Regions from separate parts of the Homo sapiens genome. Here region 1 is linked to region 2. A link is an interaction called in ENCODE POLR2A ChIA-PET data of the cell type or tissue named here. Cell type or tissue: Panc1. All regions are shown on one strand. Each heading gives the region's core, and the rest is flanking DNA. Links, peaks and the distances in the headings are about the cores only.

Region 1 (2,918 bases), core at 317-2,816, 280 kb after region 2:
TGCAGTGGCACATCTCGGCTTATTGCGACCTCTGTCTCCCGGGTTCAAGCGATTCTCCTGCCTTAGCCTCCCGAGTAGCTGGGACTACAGGCGCCCACCACCACCCCTGGCTAATTTTTTGGTATTTTTTAGTAGAGACAGGGTTTCACCATGTTGGCCAGGTGGGTCTCGAAATCCTGATCTCAGGTGATCCGCCCGTCTCAGCCTCTCAAATTTCTGGGATTATAGGCGTGAGTCACCGCGCAGGGCCAGAACCTTTTCTTAATGACTCTAGGAGAATACAAAAAGAAAACTAAGGCTGAGGCAGGAGAATCTTTTGAACCTGGGAGGCAGAGATTGCGGTGAGCCGAGATCGCGCCATTGCACTCCAGCCTGGGCGACAAGAGCAAGACTCTGTCTTTAAAAAAAAAAAAAAGAAAAGAAAAGAAAACTAAGATTAGCTGAGGGCATGCTGTGTGCCAGGACTTGAAATAGGTGCTTTTTAGAACAGATGTCATGACACCCTTAGAAAGTACTTGGGAAACTGGAATGTAGAGAGGTGATTTCTTACTCTGAACACCAGTTAATTTGGTAAAGGGAATTCCCCCTGCAGCAGGAGCCATGCCGCATGGAGGACTGCATACACACATGGAGCTGGCGCCCCAGTGCTTTCCAGTATTGGCCTCTGGGAACATCTCAGCCATCCTTTCTTCTCTGTCAGTGTCTGGGGCTCCCAGCCCTTACTTCTAATGCCACACACCCCTGTTGCTGCAGCTGATTCTCATCTTGCCTCATTTTCCCCTTTCTCTTCTTTCCATGTGCTTTTCTTTTTTCTGTTTTCTCTCCTATCATCAGTTCTCCATTTCTAGGTTTTTGGATAATGTCTTTTATAGGTACTGCAAGCCAGTCAATGTATTTCTTACCTTTTTTTTTTTTAAACTACTAACTGGCCCTTCATTTGGTGACCAGTGTAAATCCTTCAGTTAGGATCTGGGTCTTTGGTCACCATCTGTCTCTGGTACTTAGAGCACTGCCTGACTGCCCATGGTGGGTACTGAGTAGATATACTTGATGAAAGAACTCATGATGTGTAATTTTGTACCTTTGGCTTTTTGTAGTCATGTTTACATGTAGCTGAGTGCTCAAGGAGCTATATTTTTACCTCCCAAGAGGTGGTAAAATATCTGTTTCTAAGCTCCTTTTGAATCTGGGGATTTTGCAGAATTCTAAAGGTTCTAGAAAGCCAGATTCAAGATAAGCAAAATATAGATGTATTTATGATTTACATGTTGTCGTCCAGGCAGCTGATTAGTGACAGCAACCCAGTAATATAGTGAAAAGAATAAGCAAACAAATAAACAAAAACAATAAGCAAACCATCCCCAGGGATCTTTCTAAATAAGGGGCAAAAAAATTCTCACTGCTCTGGGATTTTTTTCTTCAGGTTAGTGCTGGTGGTTTATCATACATACCAAGCCTGCTTAAAACAAACTAATTAATACCATCTTTATATACCCATAGAATTTCAAAAAATGACAAAGAAGTAGGTTTTTTTTTATTATCTGTGTTGTGAACTTGTCACCCCTGTTACTTTGAATCACTTAATTTTAAGAAATAAATGAGATATTTGGGGTAGGGGAATAGAGTTCATCAGAATAAGAGATTCTTGAGTGAGAAGGGACTTTAGAGGCCGTGTGGTCTGACCTAAATAATACAGGAATTCCTTCTACAGAATCCCTGACAGATGGTCAGACACTTGTGTTTTGAATACTTTTTAGTGTCAGGAAATTTGTTATTTCAAGAGGTAGCATATTTCATTGTTGGACAGTTCTAAAAGTTAAGAAATATGTTTAAAAATGAAGACAAAATTTCTATCTTTCTTTCATCCACTGATTCTAGTACACTTTAAAAATATTCTACAGTTGTGTTTTAGCATAGGTTGACCAAATCAATAGCTGTCCAGTATTTGTGGAAGACAGAGGTGGGGACTCATCGCTGTGCTTGGTGCCTTGGAGGCCACTGAAGATTCTAAGGTGGTCCCTGCCTGTGGGGAGCTGATATACTAATTAGGAGACGAGATTAAACACACACTAAATTAACTGACAAGTGATGATCAGATGACTGAAGATTTCCCCATACTGTCATAGATGTGGAAGCCTTGCAGGAGAACGTTAGGAAATAAGAAATAAGCCTTGAAATATGAGTGTGATTTTGCCAGGCAACAAACGTGTGAAAACAGGAGAGGTGCAAGGCATCTTAGGCAGATAATGAAGAGACCACCATCCTCATAGAAACTAAGTTAAATAGGAAGAATATGGAGGAAACTGAAAGCTCTAAAGAAATCTTTATTTTAATCAACAAACCAATGAATCAAGTCTTATGTTACTGTTTTTCTTTTTTCTTTTCTTTTCTTTTTTTTTTTTTTTTGAGACGGAGTCTCCCTCTGTTGCCCAGGTCGCAGTGCAGTGGTGCAATCTTGGCTCACTGCAGCCTCTTCCTCCTGGGTTCCAGTGATTCTCCTGCCTCAGCCTCCCGGGTAGCTGGGATTACAGGCATGCGTCCCATGCCCGGCTAGTTTTTGTATTTTTAGTAGAAATGGGGTTTCACCATGTTGGCCAGGCTGGTCTCGAATTCCTGACTTCAGGTGATCTGCCTGTTCCGGCCTCCCAAAGTGCTGGGATTACAGGCGTGAGCCACTGCGCCTGCCCATGTTACTGTTTTTCAGAACATAAAAGTAATATATGTCTATAATAAAATACAGACATGTCTTAATTTAAAAGTGAAGAGAAAAAACCTTGTCTTTTGTTCTACTTCCTCTTCTTAGACCTAACCACAGTTTTAACCACTTGACGTACATTCTGACCCATGAGCCAAAACCCTAGCCTGCCTGATGTTTTGTATGGCCCATGTGCTAAGAGTGATTTTTGCAAGTTTAAATG
Region 2 (2,918 bases), core at 285-2,784:
TACTAAAAATACAAAAATTAGCTGGGCATGGTGGCACATGCCTGTAGTCTCAGCTACTAAGGAGGCTGAGTCAGGAGAATAGCTTGAACCCAGGAGGCAGAGGTTGCAGTGAGCTGAGATCATGCCATTGCACTCTGCACTCCAGCCTGGGTGACAGAGCAATACTCCGTCTCAAAAAAAAAAAAAAAAAAAAAAAAAAAAAAGATGACTCCAGAGTTTTTGGCATGAGCAACTAAAAAGGGAGGTATCATTAGCTTAGGTGAGAAAGACTATGAAACACATAGAAGGAGAAACTTAAGAGTTTGATTTTAGGCATGTCTCGTATGAGATGCTTTTAAACATCTGATATGGTTTGGATCTGTGTCACCACCCAAATCTCATGTTGAAATGTAATCCCCAGTGCTGGAGGTGGGGCCTGGTAGCAGGCGGTTGGATCACGGGGGCGGTTTCTAATGGTTTAGCACCATCCCACTAGTGCTGTTCACATGATAAGAGTTTTCAAGAGATCTAGGCATTCTAAAGTGTGCGGCACCTCCCCATCTCTCTCTTCCTCCTGCTCCTGCCATGTAAGATGCCTGCTCCAGCTTTGCCTTCCACCATGAGTAAAAGCTCCCTGAGGCTACCCCAGGAGTAGATGCTGCCATGCTTCCTGTACAACCTGAGAAACTGTGGGCCAATTAAACCTCTGTTCTTTAGAAATTACCCAGTCTCAGATGTTTCTTTAAGCAGTGTGAGAACAGATAATACAAAATCCAAATGGAAATGTTCAGTGAGCAGGTGAAGATGAGTCTGGAGTTTAGGATAGAAGCTAGGGGAGATATAAACTTGAGAGCTGTGAAGGTGTGTAAAGCCACAGGACAGATGCCTTGTAGCTGTCCACACTTAGAAATCAGGAAGATAAGGAGGAATCAAACCAGGAGACTGAGAAGCAGCAGCCAATTTGGAAGGGGAAGAAGCAAAAGACTCATGTTCTAGAAGCCAAATGGGGAAATTATCTCCAAAGGACAGAGTGATCAACAGTGTTAAGTGGTCAGATCAAATAAGGTAAGGACTGAGGGATGATCCCATGTAAGATGTTTAAATGGATGTCTGGTTTCAGTTTCTAACCAGCGAGAAAATCTGATGAAGATAGATAGTGGCTACAAAATAAGGAAGTGGGGAGTGATCAGGAAATGAAAACTATAAAGAAAAAGGCCACTTGGGAACTATGGGCAACTCTTTTCCAGCAGGGTGGATTGGAAGCAGAGGAGAACAGGATGGAAAATGTTTATTTTCATAGTTCAGTGGTGAATCCAGAATTTTTCTACAGGAAGAACCTGGGTCAACATTCTGATTGGCAGAAGAGAGGTGGGCAACTAGTCTTGGAAATGCATTTTATATTAGATTAAGAAAATGCTATTGTCCTTATCAAAGAATTGGAGAAAGGAAAGATTAAAAACTCTTCCAAGCATCCCCTTGGAGCCACCATTGCCCAGACTTGAGGGCTGCCACATATGGATGTTAGCCTTGCACAGAGCTGCCTAATAAGGGAAAGTGGGGTCTGAAATCCATCCCATGCTCTGCTCACCAAACCATGCCCTAAACCTCCCAGGTATGCCTTTTCCTAATTTGCATATATACCAGCCGTACGCTGCATTGATGCAATAAAAACTGTTTTTTTCATCCCAATGGGCACAAACTGTATTTATCTATTAAATTCTTGTATTAATGAAGAGAACTGCCAGCACTCAACTCTCTAACTGAAAATTATTCAGAATCTGTAAAGTGTTTTTTAAAGGTGAGCTATTCTTACTTTCATGTCCATATCCTCACAAGGCATTTATTAGTGTTAAAACTTTCAAAGTCATTTGACTCTTACTATTAAAACATGTCTACTATTGAGAAAACAAAGCCATGAATTAAATCTGACTTCAATAAATTTTCACATGCCTTCCTTGAACCAAGCAATTGATACTTGCTTATGTCTCAACTCTGCAGCCCTTGTCTGAAAATCTTGATTTGTAGCTCACTAAGGTCAGTATGTTCCTATTATTGTGGCTTTGTTGGCTCCCTCTGGTGGATAAATTATGGGAACCTTAATTTTAAGTGCTCTTTAACAAAAAGCTTCAGCATTTTTTGTTTTTTAATTTTTAATTTTTTTATTTCAGTAGGTCTTTGGGGGAACAAGTGGTGTTTGGTTACATGAAAAGTTATTTAGTGGTGATTTCTGAGATTTTGGTGCACCCAGCACCCCAGCCGTGTACACTGTACCCAATGTGTAGTCTTTCTCCCAAGTCCGCAAAGTCCAACATATCATATGAAGATTTGTATCTTCATAGCTTAGCTCCCACATATGAGTGAGAACATAGGATGTTTGTTTTTCCACTCCTGAGTTACTTCACTTAGAATAATATTCTCCAATTCCATACAGGTTGCTGCAAATGCCATTATTTCTTTTTATGACTGAGTAAATGGTATATATATACATATACCACACTTTCTTTAGCCACTCATTGACTGATGGGCATTTGGGCTGGTTTCATATTTTTGCAATTGCAAATTGTGCTGCTATAAACATGCGTGTGCAAGTATTATCTTTGTATAATGACTTCTTTTCCTCTGGGTAGATACGTAGTAGTGGGATTGCTGGATCAAATGGTAGATCTACTTTTAGCTCTTTAAGGAAACTCCACACTGTTTTCCACAGTGGCTGTACTAGTTTACATTCCCAGTTCCCAGCAGTGTAAAAGTTTTCCTTTTCACCACATCCATGCCAGCATCTATTATTTTTTTATTTTTTGATTACGGCCATACTTGCAGGAGCGAGGTGGTATTGCATTGCGGTTTTGATTTCCATTTCCCTGATAATTAGTGATATTGAGCATTTTTCCATATGCTTGTTGGCCATTTGTATATCTTCTTTTGAGAATAGTCTATTC

What was found. ChIA-PET counts read pairs that join two places held together with the same protein. Peaks named below come from ENCODE experiments on the same cell type or tissue, not always from the same donor. Only the 100,000 strongest peaks of a DNase experiment are listed, where the experiment ranks them.
Region 1: POLR2A ChIA-PET joins it to region 2 with 8 read pairs; 2 of 35 experiments call an interaction of 5 or more read pairs at or near these places.

The regions. Positions count from the first base shown.
Region 1 is chr4:140,053,857-140,056,774 of GRCh38, reverse strand. The region is part of intron 1 of MAML3 (mastermind like transcriptional coactivator 3); the gene reads left to right. All of the region lies in intron 1 of LOC124900783 (a long non-coding RNA gene), which reads right to left. Among named protein-coding and RNA genes, the nearest start is that of MAML3-AS1, 73 kb to the left of the region's middle. In Panc1, for the core only: no CTCF peak of the experiment used is centred there; no DNase peak of the experiment used is centred there; H3K27ac peaks cover 1,442 bases.
Region 2 is chr4:140,329,645-140,332,562 of GRCh38, reverse strand. All of the region lies in intron 2 of SCOC-AS1 (SCOC antisense RNA 1), which reads left to right. It also overlaps a transcript of SCOC not described here. Among named protein-coding and RNA genes, the nearest start is that of SCOC-AS1, 42 kb to the left of the region's middle. In Panc1, for the core only: CTCF peaks have their summits at 1,863 and 2,067 (motif pointing left); no DNase peak of the experiment used is centred there.